Linked DNA regions of Homo sapiens: regions 1, 2, 3 and 5 are each linked to region 4. The links are chromatin loops, found by intact Hi-C in ENCODE. Cell type or tissue: prostate gland. All regions are shown on one strand.

What was found. Hi-C counts contacts between places; a loop is a spot of excess contacts. Peaks named below come from ENCODE experiments on the same cell type or tissue, not always from the same donor. Only the 100,000 strongest peaks of a DNase experiment are listed, where the experiment ranks them.
Region 1: a loop joins it to region 4, with 3 times the contacts of the local background. A loop is called at or near these places in 8 of 110 quality-filtered maps.
Region 2: a loop joins it to region 4, with 8 times the contacts of the local background. A loop is called at or near these places in 97 of 110 quality-filtered maps.
Region 3: a loop joins it to region 4, with 4 times the contacts of the local background. A loop is called at or near these places in 11 of 110 quality-filtered maps.
Region 5: a loop joins it to region 4, with 4 times the contacts of the local background. A loop is called at or near these places in 4 of 110 quality-filtered maps.

What each region holds. Positions count from the first base shown.
Region 1 is chr7:46,601,410-46,606,409 of GRCh38, forward strand. No RefSeq gene overlaps it. Among named protein-coding and RNA genes, the nearest start is that of IGFBP3, 680 kb to the left of the region's middle. In prostate gland, no CTCF peak of the experiment used is centred here; a DNase peak (open chromatin) is centred at 2,562; H3K27ac peaks cover 1,719 bases.
Region 2 is chr7:47,086,721-47,091,720 of GRCh38, forward strand. No RefSeq gene overlaps it. Among named protein-coding and RNA genes, the nearest start is that of SNORD151, 380 kb to the right of the region's middle. In prostate gland, a CTCF peak has its summit at 2,253 (motif pointing left); a DNase peak (open chromatin) is centred at 2,261.
Region 3 is chr7:46,930,921-46,935,920 of GRCh38, forward strand. The region is part of intron 1 of LOC124901626 (a long non-coding RNA gene); the gene reads right to left. Among named protein-coding and RNA genes, the nearest start is that of SNORD151, 530 kb to the right of the region's middle. In prostate gland, no CTCF peak of the experiment used is centred here; a DNase peak (open chromatin) is centred at 2,021; H3K27ac peaks cover 344 bases.
Region 4 is chr7:45,920,704-45,925,703 of GRCh38, forward strand. IGFBP3 (insulin like growth factor binding protein 3) reads right to left here and starts at 569. Exons shown (of 5, transcript NM_000598.5): 1 at 35-569. The coding sequence starts at 437. RefSeq lists enhancers at 372-952, 953-1,533. In prostate gland, CTCF peaks have their summits at 392, 1,636 (motif pointing right), 2,700, 3,879 and 1 weaker place; DNase peaks (open chromatin) are centred at 268, 1,698, 2,718 and 3,818; H3K4me3 peaks cover 1,287 bases.
Region 5 is chr7:46,554,563-46,559,562 of GRCh38, forward strand. No RefSeq gene overlaps it. Among named protein-coding and RNA genes, the nearest start is that of IGFBP3, 640 kb to the left of the region's middle. In prostate gland, no CTCF peak of the experiment used is centred here; a DNase peak (open chromatin) is centred at 2,989; H3K27ac peaks cover 952 bases.

The DNA.
Region 1 (5,000 bases), 680 kb after region 4:
ACATTTCATAGAAGAGAAACAATTAACATAAGAAAAACTAGCCAACTTCTCCAGCAAGCAAAATAACCAGTGAAAGTAACAATTGCTCTTCATTTTTAAACACCAAATTAGCAAAGATTTTAAAAGTGAAAATATTTCCAAATGAAAGGGCATGTAGTTAAAGAGACATTTTCGAACATTGCCATGATCAATTCTAAATTTTTCTCAGTAAATCAATTTGGCAAAATACAACTTAATACCATGTTTTATTAGGTGCTTATACATATGAAATGTTTATTTCTTTAAAATTCAAACGGTAGTGCCCAGTAAATTTGATAAAAGGATGCCTGCTTTCCTTTGTTGTACTTCACCTAGTATTTGGTAAACTCTCGCCACAAGTAGACAGAGAGCATAACCTGAGTGGGGCCATGGACTCCACTAGGATGACAAGGACCCTTAATATCATGTCACAAAATTAATGAACTCTCAAATAGAATCCACGCAGACAGCTTAGTCTGCAAATGGCACGCCAGGCTAAACCTCTCACCCGGCTCATCCATGTGGGTTGGTAAGAGTCTAAAGCCAGAAGTGAGGACCAGGGGAAGAAAGGAGAGGAAATAAAAGGTGACCACCTTCCCGGAGAAAGAGCCCTCTAAGCACATTCTTGTGCTCCTGTTGGTGCTGTTTATTATCTCTTCCTCAAAAATCCTCTGCTTGTTTCCTGGTTAAATGCATTCCTTGGCAGGGAGGCCTCCCCACTTCTTCCTGGTCTAATTGACTCCATAGTCCTATCTCTCTCCATCTCTCTCTACAGTTGTATTTCCTCTTTCTACTAAAACACATGCCAGCTATTGGCAAAGAATAATACTATGAGTAGCAATAGTAGCAGTAGCAGCATCAGCAGTAGTAGTAATAGCAGTAGGAACAATGGCAGTATTAGCAGCAGCAGTAGTAGTAATAGTGATAGTGATGGTAGCGTCAGCAGCCATAGCTGTAGTAGCAGTGGCAGTAGTAGCAGTGATATTAGTGCTAGCATTAGTAGCAGCATTAGTAGCAATAGCACTAGTAGTAGTTGTGGTGGCAGTGGCAGTATTAGCTGCAGTAGCAGTAGTATTAGCAGTAGCAATAGTAGGAGCAGGAATGGCAATAGCAGAAGCAGCAGTTCTAGTAGTACTGGTGGTAGCAGGAGCAGGAACAGCAGCACTATTAGTGGTAGCATTAGCAGCAGCAATAGCAATAGTATTACAGTAGTGATAGCGGCAGTATTAGTAGTACTAGTAGCAGTGGTGGTATTAGCAGCAATAGTAGCACTGGTAGGTAACAGTAACAGTAGTAGCAGGAGCAACAAGGCTCACAGTAACAGTAGCAGGAGCAGCCATAGTGGGAGTAATAGGGGTTTGATAAATGTGGCCTATTTGATCACCAATCAGAGCTATGTAATATAATGCTATAATGTTGATGATAATGTTTCACGTTTATGAATCCTCAGCAAGTACCAGGAATTTGTCCCACATGAAGTCATTTCATTCTCATAAAAACCCTGGAGGGAGTTGCTGTTATTGTGACTATTTTACAGAAGAGTAAAGCAAGCTTTCAGAGGTTAAGCCCCTTCCCCAAGGTTACACAGCTAGCATATGGCCTCCTCCAACCAGAGAGAAGGCCTGTGTGGGGTCCTGCTTGGTGCTGCGCATGTCCACACCAGCCTGTCTTCTGAATGGGCATCTGCAGGGAGGGGTGTGGATATCGCAGTATGAAATGTCTTGCTGGACAATTCCCAGGTATTCCCTGGTCAAGGCCTCTTGCCTGATGGAATGGATTATCTGGGGTCAAGGAGCCACATTTGCAGCCTCTGCAAGGTGATTCTGCCTTGGCAGGCCTGTTTCCAAGCACTCTGTGTGATTCTTATGATGTCTGAGGCTGGAGACACCAGGCCAACAAAGGTTCCCGAAGTCGAGCAAGAACTGGAGTCCCCCGTGGGCTTGCTAGAACTCACACTGCAGGGCCCATCCAGGGTTGACAACTCCGTAGGTAAAGGCCCAGCTGAGAATGTGCATTTCTAACAGTTCCCGGGTGATGTTGTGCTGCTGGTCCAGGGACACTGTGAAGCCAGCTTCTTGGAAGAATGCCCTCCTCACATCTCAAGTACTCACAGTCTCTTGGCCTAACATTCGTGTTTCATTCTAAGGACCGGCACACCAAGAGGACAACAGACTTACTGTGAGAATGACATGTGATAGATTGTCATGAGTAATACTTGTTTGTTCTGGGTGTCTATAAACAGGACTGGGGTCCTATGTGATTCACTGTGCACAAGGCTGGCCCCCTCCCCATCACCCATGGGCCTGTACCATCTCTGAGTATGAGAATGTAATTGAGAAACTCTGACCTATAAATAAAAATCACAAGTCTATCTCCTGACCTTGACCTCACCTCCATCCTCCCTCACCCTTTCCACACAGCAGCATCGCCTGGTCTGACTACAGAACAGTAGCCTAGTAGCAGGCGTGGATCCGTGCCCTTGCTCTGGGGAATGCCTTCCTTCCTCGCAGCCCGAACCTCGTCCCTTCTAGCCCGTTAGTCAGCAGCCAGCGGCTTGAGAACATTGCGTACCCAGTCCCAGGAGAGCTCTGACCGCCAGCCGGTGCTTCCTACTGTTTACATGGCTCTGTCCCTCATGGGGCTGTGTGTTCTTGAAAATAGTAACTGGGTCATATTCTCTAAAACTTTAGCACAAAAACAATGGTAGTAGACTTTCTATAAACATGCATTGAATTAATGTTTTTCATGTTTTTAATTTTTAAAAAATAACACACATGTGACTGATGGCTTTAAACATTTAAGACTTCTTTCCTAACCAATCAGCATACATTTTCCGCCAGCAGATAAGGAGCCATGGAAGGCACTTTGTTCTTACTTGTGCTGTGTTTATCAGGGAGCTGAAAGATACACTCCATGTCTGATCTTAGAAACGTCTGTTTTCTGAAATGTGTGTAGAGGCCCTTCCCTTTGCAAGGAAGCATCTCTCTTTTTTTCCTCTTTCAAAGATAACATAACTAGGCAAGCTATTATTAATTATGACAGTTAATGTTGCCCTGTTTTGACTAGTGATTTATATTTTACAGAATGTATTTATGTTAGCTGCTGCATTTTAACTTTATAGCAGTGCAGCCAGATACCTATTAACAGTATGTTTATTTTACAGATTAGAAAACTGAAACTAAGTCAAGTGGCTGCCAAAAGAAAAAGAAACGTGGTTTCCAACTGAGGTCTGTAATTCCAAAGTCAAGATTTTATTTTAATCTAACTCTATTGGAAGCAAATAGCCAGTTGTCTTCTACTTCTAGAAGAATATGCTAGAAGGTATAAACTAGTATAACTTTCTTAAAACAGCTTCTGCAACCAGGGTATTTGGATAAAGCCCTTGGGAACAAGGGGAGCCTCAAGAGGCACTCAAGTCTGTGATTCTGAAATAGGAGGGAGATTGTGGGGTAGTCACCGAAGTCAAAAAGCTGATCCCCTAAAATCAAAATGACACCCGTTCTATCAAACTTCTCAGAAGATAATAACAATTTACTCATGTTTCTATATGTCTTCCCTAGCCCCTGTTTTGTGTTATTTTCTTCACTCCTGTATCTCCATGCCTTAGATGATTAGAGACATAAGAAGTACTCAATAAGTGTTTGTTTAATTAATAAATAAAATTCAAACTATCCTATTGAATAGGTCTTCTAATATAGACCATAATACTTTTTCCTGATATATTCAGTGAGTGGTTTGCCCATTTTAGTGGACACTTTAATGGCATGTAGGTCTCAGTTCATTAACACAATTCTTTCCTTAAATGCCTGTGCAATCAGGAGCTATGGAGAGAATGAATGGAATATATCCGTGTACAGGTGGAAGAGTCTACCAGTCCTGGCTGGCCCCACTTCTCTCAGGTTTTATCTACAGCTGTCATCAGCAGGATCTTCATGGGAACCATGACGAGGTCCAGCTATCCTCGTGCCTGTGAGAACCCTGGTGCCTTTTCAACCCTACAGCTAAAAGTGTTTCAGTAGCAGAATGGGATTCAAGAGGGTGAATCAGAACTGAAGCCCCTCTGTGGATGACCTCTGGAACCACACCTACAACTGACTAACAACCAGGACATGATCCTTTATGGCACAACTCTTATCATTTTTCCAAACTCTGCCTAGTCTTGGAGCATCGCCCATCAACCTGACAGCCAACTTCATTTAAAGACATAACCCTTGGCCAGGTGTGGTGGCTCATGCCTGTAATCCCAGCACTTTGGTAGTCTGAGGCAGGTGGATTACCTGAGTTCAGGAGTTCGAGACCAGCCTGGCCAACATGATGAAACCCTGTCTCTACTAAAAATACAAAAATTAGCAGGGCATGGTGGTGCGTGCCTGTAATCCCAGCTGCTTGGGAGGCTGAAGCAGGAGAATTGCTTGAGCTTGGGAGGTGGAGGTTGCAGTGAGCCAAGATCATGCCACTGCACTCCAGCCTGGCCGACAGAGTAAGACTCTGTCTCCAAAAAAAAAAAAAAGACATAACCTTTACATCTGCTGAACATTGTGGTCTCAGTTCTGAACCACTTGTTGAAACCTACACCTCATTCTGTACTTCAATTTGTACCTACTTCTCCTGACTTCTAATCTGGGGAACATATTTCTATCTAGTCCTGGCTCTGCACAACTTCCCCAAATGCAACTGTAGCTTTTTTTTCCTACAGTGTCTTTCTATGGTTTCAGCCTTCCTGAGAAATCAACCCAGCCCATCTTACTTGGTTTTTCTGACCTCCTAAGAAATGTTCCCACCAGACACTGCCTTATCTTACAAGCGTGGCCTGAGAGATGAGGACCATGGGATGGGTCATTTTGAAAAAGACAGAAAGAAAATGGGGATATATCTCATGAAACTCTAAGATGAAGTTATTCAATGATCTTTGAAGGAAGAAAAAATAGGCAAGGAAGGATAGAGAGATTTTGAACCAGATGCTGACACCAAGAAATATTAAG
Region 2 (5,000 bases), 1.2 Mb after region 4:
GCCTTTGGGAGGTGATCAGATCGGGGTAGGGGACAGGAGAGGCCTCATGATGGGATCAGCGCCCTTATCAAGGAGCCCCAGGGAGCTCCCTCATCTCTTCCACCATGTGAAGACACCAAGGTAAGGCACCCTCTGTGAACCAGGAAGTGAGCTCCCACCAGACACCAAATCTGCCAGGGCTTTGATCTTGGATTTTGCAGCCTCCTGATCTGTAAAAAATATATTTTCTATTGTTTAGAAGCCACTCAGTCTATGGTATTTTATAGCAGCCTAAACAAACTGAGACACTAGAGATAGAGTGCAGGGAAAACAAAACAAAGCAAAACAGAACCAGACATTTGAGAGATCTCTTCCCATTAGGATTCTTTAATTGTCATCTAATTGCTGTTCAAAAGAATTGATACAGAGTCAGAACAGAAAACAAAAGCATGTGAAGATCCTTTAACAGCTTCGTAACCGTCAGCCATCCAACAAAACACTGAAGTTCATGCCTATCTAATTAATTTTCTGGCCATCTAAAAATTTAAAAGGTTTGAACTCAAGACTACAAACAAATACAAATTTTCTTTGAAATTGCATACTATATAAAAGAAGAAAGAATGATTTGCCAAGTAGACTATTAGACTCATAACATGCTGACATTCATAGAGAGAAGGCGGAGCAAAGAGACAGGCTTTATTTTATTAGATTTTGTCTTCCCAGCCCTCGCTGGAGCCATTGGAGAGAACTCCATCTAGCTGAAAGACCTGAAACTTAGAACCAAAGCAGCCAATGACTACACAGCCCGACTCCTTCCCAACCCATAGCTAGATCCTGGATTACCCATATGTGAACCAAGGCCAGTGTGGGAAGGGCACTGTGGAAAGCGAACGTACCAGGTTCCCAGGGAACAGCCAGATGAGGCTACCTGCTCCAGGCCAAAGAGAGGGAGCAATGCCACACCTCCTCCCAAGGGGAAGTAGCTCAGGCCTCATGTAAGTGAAGAAAGACCTAGACATTTGCCTAAGGACCAGGTTTCTGGATCTCCTCACACTCAGGAGGAGCACAGCCCCACCCTTCTCAATCCAACTTCTGTAGAAGGAGGTAGGCCCCACAAGCCAGAAGAAATTCTGAAGAAGGAGAAAGAGGGGGTGCGTGGACCTTCTCTCAAGCCTGGTGGATGCCTGTAGGTCCTTCTATCTACCAAATTGCACCTTTCCCCAAGTCCCAGATGGAGCAATCATCCTCCCTCTGCCTCCCCACCTCCCGTGGACTTCAACCCTTATATTCATGTTAGAATCTCTCTGCCTCTTCCTCTGACTTGATTGTTTGCCCTGGAAGGCATGAATCAGACATTCACATCACATAGCCAGGATGTGGTGCAGTCTCTGGAACAGTGAGCCACTGAGGGAGTGGGTACTGGAAAGGTTCATAGACTAACAAACACCTCAACGACTGCTGCTAACTTGGGTGCTTCAAGGCATGTGCCTGAATCCCACCCAGAGATCCCAGCTGCAGAGTCCAAGGCCCTGAGCCCAGCCACACAGCTCAGGAGTGATTTCTTCAGGGCAGAAAGGCCAGGGAGACTCCTCCAGCAGCTGTGCCAAATGCTGTGCCCAACTGTGAGGAAACAGTGGCAAAGAGGTATAGGTTAAATGTGTCTGGTAGTGGGCAGGCAAGGAATGAATTGAGGTGGGGAGAAGGCCAGCAGCTCAGCATGCCGGGGAAGGCACGCTGCCACCTGCTTGAAGCAATCCATTTGGTTGACCCTCTGGATGTCTGCACTCAGCCAAAAGCACACGGATAAATGTCCTACATGGCTCACAAGCTCTGTGGATGAGTCTGTGTCTGTGGACAGAATCCTCAGTCGTCCAGGGTGCTGGCCAGCTGTCCTGCTCAGTGGCTCTATGGCCATGAGCAATACCCCTCTACCAGGCTGGCTGGCCAGCTCTGATGGGCCTGGACACACCACACTCCCCAACACAGGGCACAGAAAAAGTCAAGAAATAAGGATTGATCAAATCTCTATCTGGGGACGATAGGTGACATTAGTCTTTGGAGGGAGCCATTGCTAGTTTTTCAAGCAGGGTGGAATGCGAGGAGAGCTGGGCTTCAGAGGTGTATAGAACCAATTAGGAGTTTTGACCCGCCATGGTTTATTTTAGGATCAGGGAACAGGTGCTTGCTGGCTGGCTGGCCCAACCTTCTGAGGCGCCATCCCAGGCCGCATGTCAGGCGCCCTGTGGAATGTTGGTGCCCACCGCGCTGAGCCTGAACTCTACGCTCAGATGTTGCCATCTAGTGGTGACAAGGTGCAAATCTCACCCTTCGCCCTAATGCATAAAGGATCAGGAATTTTAAAAGAAATACTTTTCTAATAAAGCAAATTAAGGAATACTTTTTATTCACTTTTAAACAATACATAGAAAAGATTGCATTTTTGGTTTTGGCCTCTTTAGCCTCCTAAATATATACAAAAATCACATCAAGAATGTAAACTACCAGAAGTCAAGGAGTTGGAGTTGCCCAAGTGCCTTTATTGAGACTACAGTTTCCCCATGGAGTAAATCTCAGTTCGTTACTTTAATTAAACACATGTCAAGAGATATTTGTGATATGAAGGAATGAAATTTAAATTTTCCCTGCATTTCCTCATTCTGATTCCAACTTGGTTACTTACCAGGTAAATGGCACATAAATTCTCTGAGGCTCATACTCTTCACTGGCAAAATGGGAACGCATGACACGATAATAGGAAAAAGTGATGTGAAAAGACGATAAAACCCTGAAGGCACAACTCTGGGTGTGTCCTGACTGCTCAGGTGTCTCCCAGGGCGGCCCATTTGATGACACAGCCATGGTTTCCTCTCTTGAACAGGGGGTCTGTGTCCGCTTACTTTACCTAAGAGCACACTCACCAGCAGCCCCTGCCAAGAGTGTTCAGTTCGTGTTCTGCGCAGTGTCTAAGATATTCCTAATACTTAACAGATGTCAAAAATGGAATATTCATGATAAAAATACTCTTTAGTTTTCCATAAGCTCCAGTGACTAGAATGAGCCTTTCAACCCATGAAAGGATCCAGTCCTGGCTGGATCCAGAATTCAGGGAGTTCTGAATTTTGTGATTTCAAAGTGCTGATTGGTTAAGATACAGGTTACGTTCCTCCTGCACTACCTACCCAGGCACCTTCCTCAGTGATGAGACTTTACTCCTACAGCCCATCTCTTCCTAAATGGATGGCCAGCTCACCTAGAATCTCTCAGGGATTTTGCACTTAGTCTTACTTCCCGCTCCTAATTTTTAGTTTCTCTCTCTCCTTTTCCACTATGAGCAAACACCCTTTTGTCCCTTGGCTGAAGTCGATCATTCTGTGAGAGTGCTGCCCCTTTGGGTTATGGTTCTACTTGAAATTGATCCGTAACAAACACCTCTATGTCCTCATTGTCATTTCCTGAAAGGAGGTGTAAGTCAGGTGCAGGAGACTGAGAAGAGTAAGGCTGAGCCTCACTCACAGGCACACACTGTGGTGGGACAGAGACATCCCACAGTATAGCCGCAGGCCAAGAGCGAGTCCCCTCAGGGCCCCAGAAAAAGGCAGAGTGGAAATGCCTTCAGCAGGCTTACCCCAGCCCCACATCTTCTCCCAGCCCCTTCTTGCCCATCCCCTGGCTGGGGCTCCCACACCTGTTCCTTTCATATAATGGCCCTCTCTTGGTTCCCCAGACATGCAATGGTTCTGGATGTCCCTGAACCTCTGGCCACAAACTGCTCACTGCCCTTTATTGTTGTTTTTCCTCCTCCTCTCCCAAACCATGACAGTTTCCCAGGGCTGTATAATCTTTCCTCTCCTTCCCTTCTCTTCTCCATGGCCCACTCACCAAACCTATATTTTGAACTGTAGCCACCCATCGCTGGCCCTCCTTGGTGGCCAGGCATGACACCTCACATTTGCAGTAAACACTGTTCCTGACTTCTCCATGGCAGTGGCACCCTCAGCTCAGGCTACCCCATTGTTGTCTTTCATCAATAAGTCCCAAACCCAGGAGTTTCTCTCCTGAGAAATGGGCCCTGGATCCCCACTTCCTCCAGATCCCCCCAGCTGCCCACACTTGCTCTGAATTCTCCTGGAGTTAACACCCACTGCCACCTTCATCTTCCTTGGAGAACAATCATGCCAGGAAGGTCACAGGAGCCGGAGCTGAAATCCCAGCTCTGACATGACACTTCTCTAACCTGTTTCTCATCTACAAAGTGGAGACAATCTCCCAGAGCTGTGGTTCCAATGAAAGATACTGTGGGAGAGCAAACCCCCAATGTGGAATGAATGGGAGACTTCCCTAGAAAAGAGGTCTAGGCATCAGCTCACCTCTACTTATTCTCTTTGTAACCAGAACAAGGGTTTAAACCTTCAGGCCTCAGTTTTCCCATCTGTGAAGTGATCACCTCAGCACCTGCCTCACTCAAGGGTGGTGAGGATTAAACCTAATTCTACACATAAAGGTCTCTGGGATAAACTCCCCAGACCATGTATGTTATTATTATTTCCAATTCTTCTTCATCTGAACTCCTCACCCCAGCATCAAACGTCTACCATACTTTAAATTCTTTCTTCCCTGGCCCTGTCTCTCAACACAGCAAGCATTTCAACACCCATGCAATCATTTGACAAATATTCACACTTTGCCTCTCCTCTGCCTGCATGACTTGGTGCTCTGTGGCACGGAACGCTGTGGGTAGTGACTTCTGCACTGGGCCTGTGATAGGAGGGGTCTGGGCATCAAGCACAGCATCACTAATCCTTCAGTGGGGTCTTCTCCTTCCAGGCTTGGCTGAAAGGTAGCCTCAGCCCTGATCTCTCCCTCAATATCCCCAGGAGGAGACACCAGTCCTTCTTCACTTCCAAGGTTTGCAACTAATGTGTATAGGTAAACAGAGGTTTATAAAAACTCCAAAAGCTCCTCACTCCCATTTTGATCTTAGAGCTGCAATTAGGGGCTGCAGCTCTGATCTTCTCAAGATG
Region 3 (5,000 bases), 1.0 Mb after region 4:
GATCAGAGCAGTCTTGTGCTTTACCTGCCATCTAAGGCATGTAGATTTCACTAAGTAAATAAAAGTGAGCCAACACAAATCTACAACCAGTGAACTTTCATGTCAAATCCTCCTACATATCCATAAACAGCAACCATTCTACCCTGTTCCTCAACCTGAGCCTTAGTTGGTTTTAGATGGTACCAAAACAAGTCGTTTGATAGAGCAATATTCAGTAAACTTTTTAAAACATAAATATGATGTGAACAATTCAAATTACGTTGACATTTTTCCTGAGTTTCCATGTTTGGGGCAATCTTTAAGTAACCTACAAGTGTTTGATATCATGATACATCCAGCTTATGTTTATATTAAATCAAAATGGACAGGAGAGGAAAAAATGTTAAGGATCCCAGTGTTTGATGTACCTAATGCAAATGATTTATGTCAATGTCATAACTTTGTAAGTAGACCCTCCTATGAGCACTTTTCTACATTTCTGTGGACAGCCAGTCAGAATAGACTAAGGGGTAGCTCTATCTACTAGGAACATTCGCCCACTAATATCTTCAATAGGACGTAAAAGATAGGTAAACAGAGGCCATAGAGCAAGGCTGTGTCAATAAAGCAAAGGATTGTAAAGTTAGATTTTTAGAGATGTTAAGTGGCTGAAAGAAAAGGCTGAAACTAGTGAGGCAGTGTTTCATGGGGTAAAAACATCTACCTTTGATTCTCTCACTTCAACTAGACCCAAGCAGAAGGGAACTTATTTAAACAGCAGTTCATGGAAGAAAAGCCATCATAGGCTACATCATCAACTCAAAAATGACATACCCGTGAAAGCTCTGCCTAAACATCTAAACTCAACATAGGCAGCTTTAATGTAAATGAATAGTGGAAACCTAAGGATACGATGTTTTGTTGCACTTGCCATTGGATTACTGTGCTTGACTTTGAGTCACTGCAAACTGCCATGTGTTTAGAGGTGATCCTGGATGTTGCAGGGGTCCAAGACCCAGGAGATCCTGGATAATTTAAGTGGCAAGTAGCAGACTTCATGGAGGACATTTAGTGTAAGAAAGGAGAAAACTTAGGTCCAACATGTAGAAGTTTCAAATAGAAAAGTTTTGATGTGTCACAGCAGGAAGTAAAAAAGTATCACTTCCACTCTAGGAGGATTTCCTATCAATTTGAGCTCTTCTAGTTTAATCACAGATTTTGTAAAATAATGAGGTCTGCAAAGGAATTTAAACAGGGACTACGCAACCACTTGATGGGATATTGGGAATATCTACATCGTGCTGGACAAAAATATAAATGGTTCCTTGTGTGGCTTTGGAACCCAGATTCTCCTGCATCATCATTCTACATTGGTGCCATGAGGGCCAGACACTCTCACAACACTGCCCTTCTTGCTGAAAATATCAGTAATCTCCTTCAAACAGATAACTTGACTTCACCAGACTTTTTTCAGCACTTGGCAGCTATATAAACTTTTTATTAGTCCATTTATTGTTTATTTTGCACTGTTTTGTTTTAAGCATAAAGGGGTGAAGTACTAAAATATGTTTAGGGCCCATATCCCATTAAATCACAGATACTCAGTATGGCTGAGCAAATGTTTACTTCCCAGGGTCAGCCTAAACAAAACGAAAACAGCAGTCCCAAATATTTCCTTTGCAGAATAATCACAAAGGCTGTCTCTCCTGAAATCTTAATCCTAATCTTAAATATTTGCTGTCCTAAAATGAGGAAAGTCCTGTCAGTAATTGTATTATCTGTTCTTCTTCATGCTCATCATAAATGCCAAAGGGTAATTCTTCCTAGAAAAATCAATCTTTAGTGATAACACGCAATGTGTTTTTAATTAATGAAGCTGCTTGATGCTGGCAGACTGGAAGTATCTTATCATCACATGCTGGGGAATTCACACAGGGTCCTGTCTGTGCATGCCGATCCCTGGAGCCAAAGAAAAATCTCCTGTCATTAAATCCTCTGCTGAACTAGCCTACATACTAAATAGGCAGAGGATCACGCCAGCCATCATGCTGGATAAGTGTATCAAGATATAACGCATGCCAGAAGCTGATGAAATACTTTGGCAAGAGCAGTGACCAGTTTTGTTATAATAAGTTGTGGTTTATCTCCAGTGTGGAGGGGAGAAAACTCATTTATGATTGCTCAATATTCTTGAGCAAAATACGACTGTCATCTGAATCCAGAGTAGAAGAGAGGATTTTTGTTTCTTTGTTTCTACGTTTATTTTGTTTTTAAGAGGAAAAGCAGCTTCTCAGTTGATGGGCAGTGGGAACAACACTGGATTTGTGAAGAGGGCTCACTGTGATTGAGTCACTTCACTTTTTTCCTTGCTCCTATACTTGGTACAAGTCCCCTACCCTCTCCAAGACTCATTTCCTCCTTTCTAAAATGAGGACAAGAGCACCCACTTCAGGATGAACACACAAGTTAAAGCGTTGAAGCACATTGTAGGCTATACAGATAAAGACATTGTTATTCTTTCTAGAAATAATAATTATTTGTTTCTTACAGACTCCACTAAAGTGAGAGTTGGAACTAAACATTCTCCAACATTCCTTTTAAAAAATTATCAAATTATTAGTTTTTAATTCCAAAATTTTAGGTTTTAGTTTGTAGGCCTGATTAACAAAAGCTACTTTTATTTATTTATTTATTTTTTTCCGTGTGTAGCCAAAATTGAATGTAGGCATGAAATGCAGGGAATTTTTGGATAATGGGACAGAGAGGTATTTATTGTTTCAGAAAGCACTTCCTGAAAACATTTATAACCAAAGAGCCAATAAAATGATCGGTTCAGAGATAAGTATACTGGAAGGAAATAATGACCATTGCAACACATGGCTAAACACCCTGGAATCATTCTTCCTTGTATTATTAAGCATAATTTTTACATTAACACAGAGTCAAAATAAAAGTTCCCTGCTGTGCTTACACAATACTCTGCAGCTGAGCAATAAGAACTTCGAGTGAAGTAAGGAGCAATTAGAGCAAAAGACAACTCAAACTAATTATTTTTAATCATATAAGTATAGCTTAGATCGACTCACCTGTAAAACAGGATAATTACCTAGGTATTGGATACTCTTTAAATGTTTGTAGGATTAAATTGACATTTCAGTTATAAGCTATTATTGAGTATTGGAACCAAACAAGCATGGAATACAATAGGGATAAATCAAATAATGTAACTACAGATAAATTATAATATAATAGAAGGATAATATTATTACAATATTATAACAATTATATCTACAGATCAAGGAATTTTGTAAAGATAATTGAGACAAACCAGATGGAAAAAACTTGTAAAGATGCTAAAAAACAAACAAAAACATATTGCCCTTGCTCACTTTCTTGGGCCCAGTATAGAAAAGACTAACTTCTGTATAATTTCCACCTTAGTTTCTAGGTGAAACAGTTGAACTACTGACCTCTGTGTAATTATTTCGTAATCTGCTTCCTCTTCATGAAACGTTTAGTCCAAATCTCTGTATGACCAAGCTTTTCCCATCTTCCAAAGCCCAGATGAAAGAGGTCATCCACAGAACTCCCCTGTTCCTCTACTCCACCATATTTCTCTCTCCTGCAAAGGAGTTCTCTCTAGCATTGACCTTGCAGTGGTCTATTCCATGAGGGCCAAATCTAAAGCATAGAGTCATGCACCACACAATGGTGTTTCCATCAACAACAGGCTGTGTATTCAACAGCTGTCTCATAAGATTATAATGAAGCTGAAAAATTCCTACTGCCTAGTGATATCATAGTGCAATGCATTACCCGGGTGTTTGTGGTGATGCTGGTGTAAACAAAACTACTATGCTGCCAGTTGTTTAAAAGTATAGTGCATACAATTATGTACAGAATATATTACTTGGTAAGATAATAAGTGACTATGTTACCACTTTATGCATTTAGCATACTATATTCTTGTTGATATTTTTATTGTATTTTTATACTCATAAAAAAAGTTAACTGTAAAACAACCTCAGGCAGGTCTTAGACATTGTCATCATAGGAGATGGCAGCTCCATGCACGTTATTACTCCTGAAGACCTCCCAGTGGGACAAGCTGTGGAGATGGAAGACTGATATTGATGATCCTGACCCTGTGTAACCCTAAGCTAATTTATGTGCTTCTGTCTTAGTTTTGGACAAAAATGTTTAAAAAGTAAGAAAAATAAAAATAGATACATGCCTATAGAATAAGGACATAAAGAAAGAATATGTTTTTGTAGCAGGTATATAATGTGTTTTTATTTTAAGCTACGTGTTATTGCAAAAGAGCCAAAAAGTTTAAATAATTTAAAAGTTTATAAAGTAAAATGTTGCAGTAGGCTAAAATTACTTTGTTACTGAAGAAAGAAAAAATACTCTTTTGTAAATTCAGTGTAGCCTAAATGCACAGTGTTCATAAAATCTATCATAGTGTTGAGTAATTGACTCACTGGGCTTTCATATTCACTCACCACTCACTCACTGACTTACCCAGGGCAACTTCCAGTTCTACAAACTCCATTCATGGTAAGTTCTCCATATATATGCACCCTTTTAAAAAATATTTTATCCTCTATTTTTACTTTACTTTTTTGATGTTTAGATATCTTTAGATACAAAAGTATGGAACCATTGTGTATACTCGTCTACGGTATCAAGTTCAGTGACATGCTGCACAGGTTTGCAGCCTAGGAGAAACAGGCTATACATATAGCCTAGCTGTGTAGTAAGCTCTACCATCTGGGTTTGGGTAAGTACAGTCTATGATGTTCACACAAGACAAAATTGCCTAATAGTGCAATTTTAATTTCTTAGAATGTATCCCCATTGTTAAGCAATGCACGACTGTATTCACACTTATATTTCCTGGTATCTTCCAACAGTGCTTACTTATGTCTGGTGTGGCCCACATAAAATTGATCAAATGACAAAAGAGTGATACTCTTAAAATAAGGTAAGTGGGTGTGTCTTGCAGGGTATGGAAGAGG
Region 4 (5,000 bases):
GCTGCACGCAGCGCACCTGGCGCGGGCGGCTCACCTGGAGCTGGCGGCGCTGGCAGCAGGTAGGCGCGCAGGCGGCTGACGGCACTAGCGTTGACGCAGAGCCCGCGGCCGTCCAGCAGCGCCTGCAGCGGTCGCGCCTCGTCGGGCGACGGCTGGCAGCGAAGGCCGGAGCCACAGCGCTCGGTGTAGATGCCGCACGGCTGGCCCTCGCTCAGTGCGCACGTCAGGCAGCAGCCGCAGCCCGGCTCGCGCACCAGCTCCGCGCACACGGCGGGCGGAGGCGCGCACTGGGCCAGTGCACGCGCGTCGCACGGCTCGCAGCGCACCACGGGACCCAAGCCCGCCGAGCTCGCGCCAGCCCGCGCCACCGGCGGCCCGCGGAGCAGCACCAGCAGAGTCAGCGCAGCGGCCCAGAGCGTGGGTCGCGCCCGCTGCATGACGCCTGCAACCGGGGCACGCTGCTTGGCAGGCTGGGCGCGCAGGGATGGGGCGACAGTACACGGCGCGAAGCTGTGGAATCCAGGCAGGAAGCGGCTGATCCTCAGCGCCCAGCCGCAGTGCTCGCATCTGGGCGGCCCGGGCGCGCCGGCCGCTATATAGAAGCCGGGGTGGCCCAGGACACGCCCCGGAACGGCGCGCCCAGGAGTGGGGGTTGGGAGGGGGGCGGGTCGGCGCAGGCACGGCTGCGGGGGCCCGTGCTTCGCCCTGAGCAGCCGGGGCCGAGCTCGGGGGCGTGCAGCTCGAGACTCGCCCGGGCACCTGCTCCTCGTGCGCACGCCCGGAGCCCGGGTCACCTTGTCGTCTACAAGAACCAAGGTGTGCCCGGCCACCCCGGCACTCCAGGCCACCTCAGCACCCCCGGTCACCCCAGTCACTCCTGGCCAACTCAGCACCCCCGATCTCCTTGACCCCGCCGCCCTTACCCCTTCCGCTCTCGGGGTGAGGTCTCCCTGCGGCGAGCCGGTGTCGGGGAAACTGGCATACAGCGCTCCGCATTCGTGTGTACCTCGTGGAGCTTTCTAAAATTTAATTCCGTTGGCAGGCGAAGTCTTGGGACATTTCTGACTTACATTTGGGTCTCAGGGAGCCAAGGCACTGCGGGGTTTAATTTACACCCGCTGGGCTGTTTATATCCCCAGGGGCCCACAAATACGCATCTGAAGATGCGCCCGGGGCCTTCGCCCCTTTCCAGGCTTACTTCTCAACGCAAGAAGACTCTCACGTGTTGCTACACCGCAAGTCTCCAATTAAGAGTGGACCGGCAAGCGAATGCGTCCTTAAGGCAGGGCTTTTCAAATATTTTAAATGACAACTGTTCTTCTTGTCTTGGGTATTCTCCCTGATTATGTTTTCAAATGGAGTTTACACCCATGACAAAAGAATAATAAAGACAATAAACTGGGCACTGCTGAAACGTAATTAACCAAATAGTCCTTTAATAGGCAATTTTCATTGTCATTTTTTGAAGGCGACTTCGTATTACTGTATTCTCGATGCGTTGGGATTCTAGCTTATCTCTGCAATCTAAACACTTTTCAGTAAAGTTCGGGGGCGCAATTGCGCGCTGAGGTCGCTGTAACTCCTGTCGGCCTTCTCTGGCACTCGAGTTTCTTCAGTTTTGTCTGCGCACCCCCTCCCTTCGGTGACCAACAGAGGACGCTGGTGGTCCAGGATTGGATTGAGGATTAAATTTTTCAAGGCACTTTTCCAAAGAGTTTGTGGGGGTGGAGTGGGAAGCGGTGAGACCTCCGCGGGAGGAGACTTTCCTGAACGCTGTTGAAATTGGACGCTTGCCTTAGGAGGTGGATAGGTGACTTGAAGGAGCCCTTTGCAGTTTGGAGTAGTAATAGCAAATCAGGAGCTCCTCCATTCCCCTCCAGCACGAAGCCTTGGGTGAAGTTAATCTTCATTCATCATTTCTGTCTCTCCTAATCGATCTCTCGCCCAGTGTCTCTCCTTGTCCCTCTCCCTCCCTTTCTCTCTCTCGTCCTCTCCCCTTTTCCCCCTGTCCACCTCTTCCCCCATATCTATACAGCTTCCTTTTATACATATATACTCTCCTTTTAGAATGGAAAGATCAATTTCGTTCCCTCTTGTACTAAATAAATAAATAATTGGACCTCTACAAATAAAAAGAGACCAAAGACAAGAACAATGGAGTGCCCCGGGGTGACGAAGGCCCAGCACCGTCATTTTCTTATGAGCTCTTCTCCCACAGTGCTCAGGCTGTGGCTACACTCAACCTTGTTTACAGGAAACCGTGCCATAATCGTCGCTTGCTGTTTCCTTTCTCTTGTATCACCTCCTTCTAGTATCTGCGTTGACACCCAAGAACAGGATCTCTGATTTCATTGGAAAATTGAAGGAAACAAAACGAATCCCCCAGGTTTACATCCGTTCCTTAAATACTCGCAGAGACCTTGACTCTGAAATTAGAGCTGGGTTCGGCATCAAATGCAATTCTTGAGGTCCCAGGTCTGCAGTTCTGGTTAGTGCAATGTTGCAGCAGAGCCTGGACTGACCACTGGTTAGTGTAGCACTTTTTATTCAGCTTTATCATCTGGAGAGTGGACAGGGGAAGATCAGAAACAATGTCTTTTTGGAAAGGATTAAAAAATTTGTTTTATTCTTGGTTCTCTTCTTTTTTCCCTCGCATTGCAGTTGGAGAAACTTGTTCAGTGCCGAATGGCTAGGGGGCGCCAAAGCTCCAGGCGTCCAGCCCGGCCTCAGGGACCACGGGACACACGTAAAGACTAAGTCACATTTCAACTTTCAAAGGCTATTCCAATAACAATGTTTTATATAGATTGCCATCACCTTTATCATGACATCTTGCAACAGCAGAGTAAATTTGAGGCAGTGACACGGGGAGAATTGTGTTTTGTTATTTAGCCAGTTTTATTTGATAACTGCAAGCTCCCTGCCCCTCCCGGAACATAATTGTTGCAGGAAGGATTTGGACTGGATAAAACTTAATTTTGTGACATGCTCGTTAATTCTGTTAAACTTCCAATTCATCTGGTGTTTGTAGTTTTTAACATAAACTAGTATTTAGTGAGAAAGATGTTTACCCCCTGTGAAGGTGCTTGGCATACAATTGCTAATCATTGCAAAAGTAGCGAATAACCATCCGAATAGAGGTCAGGAGGCTGCATAGATCTCTTTTCACTAACGGAGTCCAGCTGACCTGATTATAATTAGTGTTTCCTTTGGTCAGCCTCGTTATTTTCACCAGGTGACCTAAACCACTCATTTCTTTGAGCCCACTCCTGCTGCTAAAGGGCACCTTGTCGCTGCGTGATACTGGCTCCTTTGCTTTTCTTCTGCTCAGCCCCCAGCTGGACAAGCCACCCTAGGGTCTCTCTCCTTCTGACAGCACTACTGTTTCTCAGTGTCCTCTGGGGTGTGGCTATCAGTCTTACTGACCACCAATAGACTTAGAACAGAAAGAGCCAAACTTCTAAAGGCAAGCAGTGTTGGGGACCCAGTTGCTAGGACTCAGTGGCTCTCACCCTATAAGCTTCAGGTTTTTTTTCCCCTTTAGGGGACGTATTGGTGGAGACAGGAAATCTAATTTTCTCTCCATCAGATCGCCTGCTGGGTGAGCCTCCCGGAATTACATATACTGGGCTTGGGGATGCATTGGGGACCATCAACTGCCAACATCACGGTGGCTAACAACACTGCAAATGACTTTTACTCACAAATAACATCATTAAGAGTTCATCTATCCACTTAGTCCAAGAATGATTACTAAGCACCTCCATGTGCCAGCTGCAGGATTTCACAGGCTGGCTGGAGTGACTCACCAGAGTCCAGACAGTGGTAGGCAGTGTGACAGCAGAGAAAACAGAGAGGTTCACCGGGTGCATTTATAACCCTGCTGGAGGGATGGCAAACCTGTCCGTGTGGTCAGAAAAAACTTCTGAGAGGTGGTGGCATTTGAATTGAGTCTTAAACAATGTGGGAGAGTCCAGCTGAGAGAGGCAGGCAAGAAGAAAGTATGGGCATCCACAGAGAGTCATTCTGTGTGCCTGGAGGGACGAGGGGAGGGCTCAGAGGGGATGGTGTTGGCATTGTGCATGTGACCTGTGGAAGGCATAATTCTGAGATTTGGAAGAGAAGAGAAGGTAACTGGATATACTGGATGGGGACAGTGGTACCTGTGGCAGTGGAAATCCATGGTCCAGAGACAGGGGCTCCTCAGAGTTAGTGCTGTCCCGTGTCGTCAGACAATCTGGAGATAGATGCTCCAGAGAAGGGGCCTGGACATTGGGAGCCCACCCCATGGAAGGGAGGTTTCTGCTCAGGACAATGATACTCCTGTCATGGCTTTCTCTCACAATAGTGCTACCTTCTACATGTGGGCACCCACACCCTTGCCTACACAGTTAGTCATTTACATGATAAGAGTTACCTCTGTGTCTCCTGGTCATTCAAACAGAGGCAATTCCTGACTCTGTCTAACTTCCAACTTTTCTTCAAGGTTGAAGCTTCAGAACAATGAGAGAGACTGGGGACTTCAATCACAGTAGACTAGAGTTTATTCTTAACTGCTTGCTCAGTTCTCCTCTCAATAGCTTTCTGACATTGGGCAAGTTCTGCAACTCAATTCTAGGACCAGGTAAGGGCACTAGTACCTATCTTACAGCACTGATGGAAGGATGAACTCTTAGACACAGTGTTGCCTGGGGAATGGGAAATAAAAGTTCATCCTTGTGTTCACATAGCCACCTGAACAATCTTAAAGGTTTTATTCTCAAATGAGTCCTAGCACACAGCCCACATACCTTGTCTCCTTAGTTCAAATGTCAACATGCTAACAATTGAGTCTACCTGTGGGCATGACATACAGTCTTCAAACTGGCCAACAGTCTAGTATGGTCTTTCCCTGCCCAGTGAAGTCTTAAAAGGGGACAGGAAAGATTTTAGGAGCACTTTTCATTCAGCTGGTTTGTCCCCGGCACCAGTGTCAATCCTGTGTCTTTACCCAAGGGCAT
Region 5 (5,000 bases), 630 kb after region 4:
GCATCTTTGAGCCTCACAAAGCCCCAGATTCTAACCATGAGTTCTCTTGCTCTCACCAGAAACCCTCCACTCAGTAGGAAAGGGTCCTCAACTGTCCAGTTCCTATAAACTGGATCACCTGCAATTCATCAGGTCCTCAGCCTGTTGGGTTTCATCTCCCTGCCAGCCCACACAAGTCGATCACATTCTCCCACAGAAATGAGGTGTCACCCCCTCTCTTCTTACTACAAACCTGGCCTCCTGTGGTCCCTGGTTGTTCCCTCTCTCACAGAGCACAACCCCTGTGGCCCTGTGTGGTATGTGGTACTCTCTCTTTATGCAGGCAGCACATGTGACTCATGAGCCATGCTTCTCACTTGTCTGGTGCTGAGTGTGCTGTGTTTGGCCATCTCATGCTGTTTAGAGAGAGGTGTCTCTTTTTCACCCATGGGGTGAATAGGAGGTGATGAGAAAAGATATAGGTGCCTTGAACAACATTATCAATGAACTTGACCTAATTAAGATTTCTATTTCTAATTTCTATTATCTAATTGTTGCATTCAGCAACAGCAGGGTATACATGGTTTTCAAATGTTTGCAAACATTTACTAAAATAGACAATATTCTAGTCTTTGAGACGAGTCACAATAAATATAACAAGATTCAAATAATACAGAGATATTTGCTGATCACAGCAGAATTAATAAGAAATAATAGAATGATATCTGGAGAATCCTCAAATAATTAGAAATTAAATAATGTTGGCCAAAGAAGCAAATCACTATCAAAAGAATAGATTCTTTAATGAATAATAATTTTAAAAAGACCGGGGTATACATCTTACAGTTTTTAAAAGAAATGTATAGCTTTAAACAGTTATGTTAGAAAAGAAAAACAATATAAAATTAGTAGTCTACTCTTTTTGTTTGTTTGTTTGTTTGCTTGTTTTTTGTTTTTTGTGTTTTTTTTTGAGATGGAGTCTCACTCTGTCACCCAGGCTGGAGTGCAATCGCGCAATCTCGGCTCACTGTAACCTCTGCCTCCCGGGTTCAAGCAATTCTCCTGCCTCAGCCTCTTGAGTGGCTGGAATTATAGGCGCGTGCCACCATGACTGGCTAATTTTTGTATTTTTTTTTTTAGTAGAGATGGGGTTTCACCATGTTGGTCAGTCTGGTCTTGAACATCTGACCTCGTGATCCGCCCGCTTCAGCCTCCCAAAGTGCTGGGATTACAGGCGTGGGCCACCGTGCTCTACAGTTGTCTAAGTTTTTAACTTAATATTACAAAGAACAAATACCCCCAAATTAAGTAGAAGGAAAAAATAATATAAAAACAGAAAGCAATTCATAGAAATTATGTTTTTCTATTATTTATTTCTCTATTTTATCTGTCTCTATTTTCGATTTCTCTCTTAAGGAAAAGAGGAAAAATAATACAATTAGAAAAATAAATAGAGTTGAAAGATGTTTCACAGAAAATAACAATAAAATTTACATTCTGATAGAATGATGGAGACTTAAGAGACACAAATCACACTATTAAGATGGAAAAAGGAGATATAATTATAAATTCTACTGACTTTAAAATAAGGTAATATTATACACAACTTTACGTCAACAAATTCAATAACTTAAGTGAAATGAACAAATTATTTGAAAGACACAAATTACCAAAACTGATTCAAGAAGAAGTAGTTAAATCTGAATAGACTTAGATACATTAAAGAAATTGAGTACCTGGCCAAACACTTTTCCACCAATAATTAAACACTCCAGGGACACATGGCCCCTCTGATGAATTTTATCCAATATTTAAGCAAAAAATGACACCACTGCCACTCAAAACTCTTATGAAATAGAGGAGTGAACACTTTGCAACCTATTTTATGAGGGCCTTATTAATCTGATATTAAAAACCGTACAGAACTCAATAATTAAAAAATATGGAACTATATTCTCTTATAGTTTAACACAGAAATAGCTTTTAAAAATTAACTAGTAGAATCAGGAATCCATAAAAGGAATAACACACCGTAACTAAATGGGGTCAGTTCAGAAATGCAAGTGTGCTTTTTTAAAATAACATTTTATTTCAAAATAATTACAGAATTTTTCCTATGGGAAGTAGCAAGGATAGTGTGGGGAGGACCCGTGCCCCCTTCACCCGGTTTTCTTGTTGGCTACATTTTACATAACTACAGTGCAACATCAAAACCAGGAAATTGGCACTTGCTACAATGTGTGGGTATAATTCTTATTATATTATCTTTAATGAAAGTTTTGGCTCAAAACTTACAAATCAGTAGTAGGGTAAGAGAAACTATTCTCTCTCTGAATTCTGTTATGCAATAACATGCATAAAAATATTAAAATGAAGATTAGAAAGTGTCACATGCTCGGAAATTAAAGCAACTATCATACAAGACATTTTGTATTATATCTATTAATAGCATCATACTCCGATTTATATTTTAAAGGAAGAGAGTACATTTATATTTGTACTTTCTACTGCTCTGCTTACACAATAGCAAATACAATTGTCTATTGAATATGGATGTGTGTATCTCAGCCTTAACAGTTAAATTCCTGGTGCAGAATATGTCCATTCTATGTGTACATTATTTATAGGAGTGGCAGTATGTTTTTATTTATTCAGACATATAAAAATTAATTTTTAAGGTAACTTCCGGCTCAACAAAAATCTGGATTATGCTAGAGACACAGATAAACATATATTTATGGGCTCTTTATGAAGTTCCCATGGGAAGCCTGAAAGTCAAAAGCAAGACCATAAAAATGAGCTCATCACTCTTAAGAAGCAGATAACTTACTCAGATAAGATAATAAATGTCCCAAGTATTCACTTTAAACTCAGATTGAACTGTGCCTGAACCCAGGGAGGCTGGATTCCCACCCCTGGATTGCCTTTCCCTTCTCGGTTCTCTTACTTCCTGGTTGGAGCCCAGGTGTCCTGTGCCAGCAGCTTTCTATCCCCAAACCACGTCCTTCACACTCTGCTGAGCCAGAAATGAACATGGACGTGCTGGGAGTCCGCACACACAGCTGGTTTCTGTTACAGTTTTATAAGGTTTCACCTGACACACCATTGGATGAGTTTTTTAAACTGCGCATGTGAAAATCTTTTAGTGTTTATAGATTAAGTGCTAAATCTTGGCAATGCCAGCTCACAGTTATTTAACAATTTCCTGAAGACGATGTGTGTACCTAAGCAGGCACACAGGCTTTTTAGTAACGAAGCCTCTGCCTGTCCTTCCAGACACATCTTGAGCAGTACTCCCACCTCCCTAGACTTTCTTAGTTACACGGTGGTCACTGCTCTGCCAAATGTATGTGCTTGAATAATCTTCACATATAAGTTAGTGAGCTACCTTTGTCTGGGCTGAAAATATTCTTCCCTTTGTTTCTGCTCAGTTGGGCTTCATAGGTCAGCTTCTTTTTATCACTCTCTCGATGAAAAGTCCAAGGCAGGCATGTCTAATTGACTGAAACTGGGTCATTTATTGTTCTCTCTGCAGGCCAGGAGAGTGAGGATGTAGTTGGTTTGTACAGGATAAATTTGACAACAGATATTGCAGATCAACTTTAGGGTACTGTTGAGGCTCTGCTGGGAGAGGAGAATTAGAGAGAGGTGAATTCATGAGACAGTTTAGGCCCAGAGCTAGGAAGACTAATGCATGTGAAAAGTGAGGAGATGTGTCTGACAGCCTCATCCAGATTCCTGGCATGTGGGATGAGGGCAGATGGAAAGACCACTCATTGAAACAGGACCAAACTTCCTTTACTCAATGTGGAGTATTTGTGAATATAGAAGAAGGAAAGGGCCATGGGACAGGTTCAGTTTTTGATGTTTCTATCCAGTGTTCAGGGGTCACTGATAAGTGAGAAAGTATGTGCCTTGGACAGGAGACCATGACAGTGATCTGGACCTGACATAGCACTGTCAATTTAGAGGAAGTAGTTGAAGCTGTGTGTGGAAGAGGCTCCACTCCGGTGGTATTGCTACAAATGCAAAGGCTGAATACCATGGGTCATGCTCTTTCTTTGACCTTCTAAAGAGTCTGGTGCAAGCCATATGTTGCCCTGTGCATCTTTGATTGTTATCTTTAGTCCACTGAGAATGTCCACTAACAATTAGGTAGGACTTATTACAGGCCATGCACTGTCCCAAGCATGTGTTTTCACTCATTTGATGTACACAGCACCTTAAGAGGTAGGCAATTTTTATGATGCCTATTTTACAACAGAGAAAGCTGAGGTGCAGAGAGATAAAACCCAACATTATAGAAAAAGTAAGTGTTAGATCCAGGGCTTCAACGTGAGACTCTTTTGCCCTGAAATCCCTGTGTCTCACCACACAAATATGCCTCTTTCAGAATTACATCATTTGTCACTCTGCCCTGTCACAAGACAATTAATGAAGTGTGTGTGTTGGCGGGGGGGGAGTGGGTGGGGAGTGGTCATCTTTTGAGGGATTGCAGGGTTCATAAAGAGAAGCTATACTTTTTCCTGGTTACTGTCTCCAAAGCCAAGCAAGAGTGATCAAGACAGCTTCATAATGTTTGGAGGAACCTACAAGAAGGAAAACCTGATAGTGTTTAATGCATATTACAGTAGATGCCATACTTAATTATAAATTTCTGAGTTTACTTCCCCATAGTTCTGTAAGCTTTTGAAGGCAAGACTTAACGTTAACCACCAAACCCCTAAATGGTAGTGTTTTTGTTAGAAACAGGCTGCCTCTAACCCTTCCAGCTCTTGAGGAGAAACGGGAGGAGAAAGATGACATTTGATCGTGTTCCAGGGAGAATGTCTAAGTTGTGTAAGTCAATTCTGACTCATGGGGAAAGGTTATTCTAAGTTTCAGCACACAGTTGTTTTTGTCCTTGTGTGAGGATGCTCTATAGGGCACGCCAGTGCCCCGGCTCATCCACAGGAAGTCTTTCATAGGAAGCAAACTGCAGTGTGTGGGGTTTCCTAAAAGAGCTTCAATATTGCAGTTCT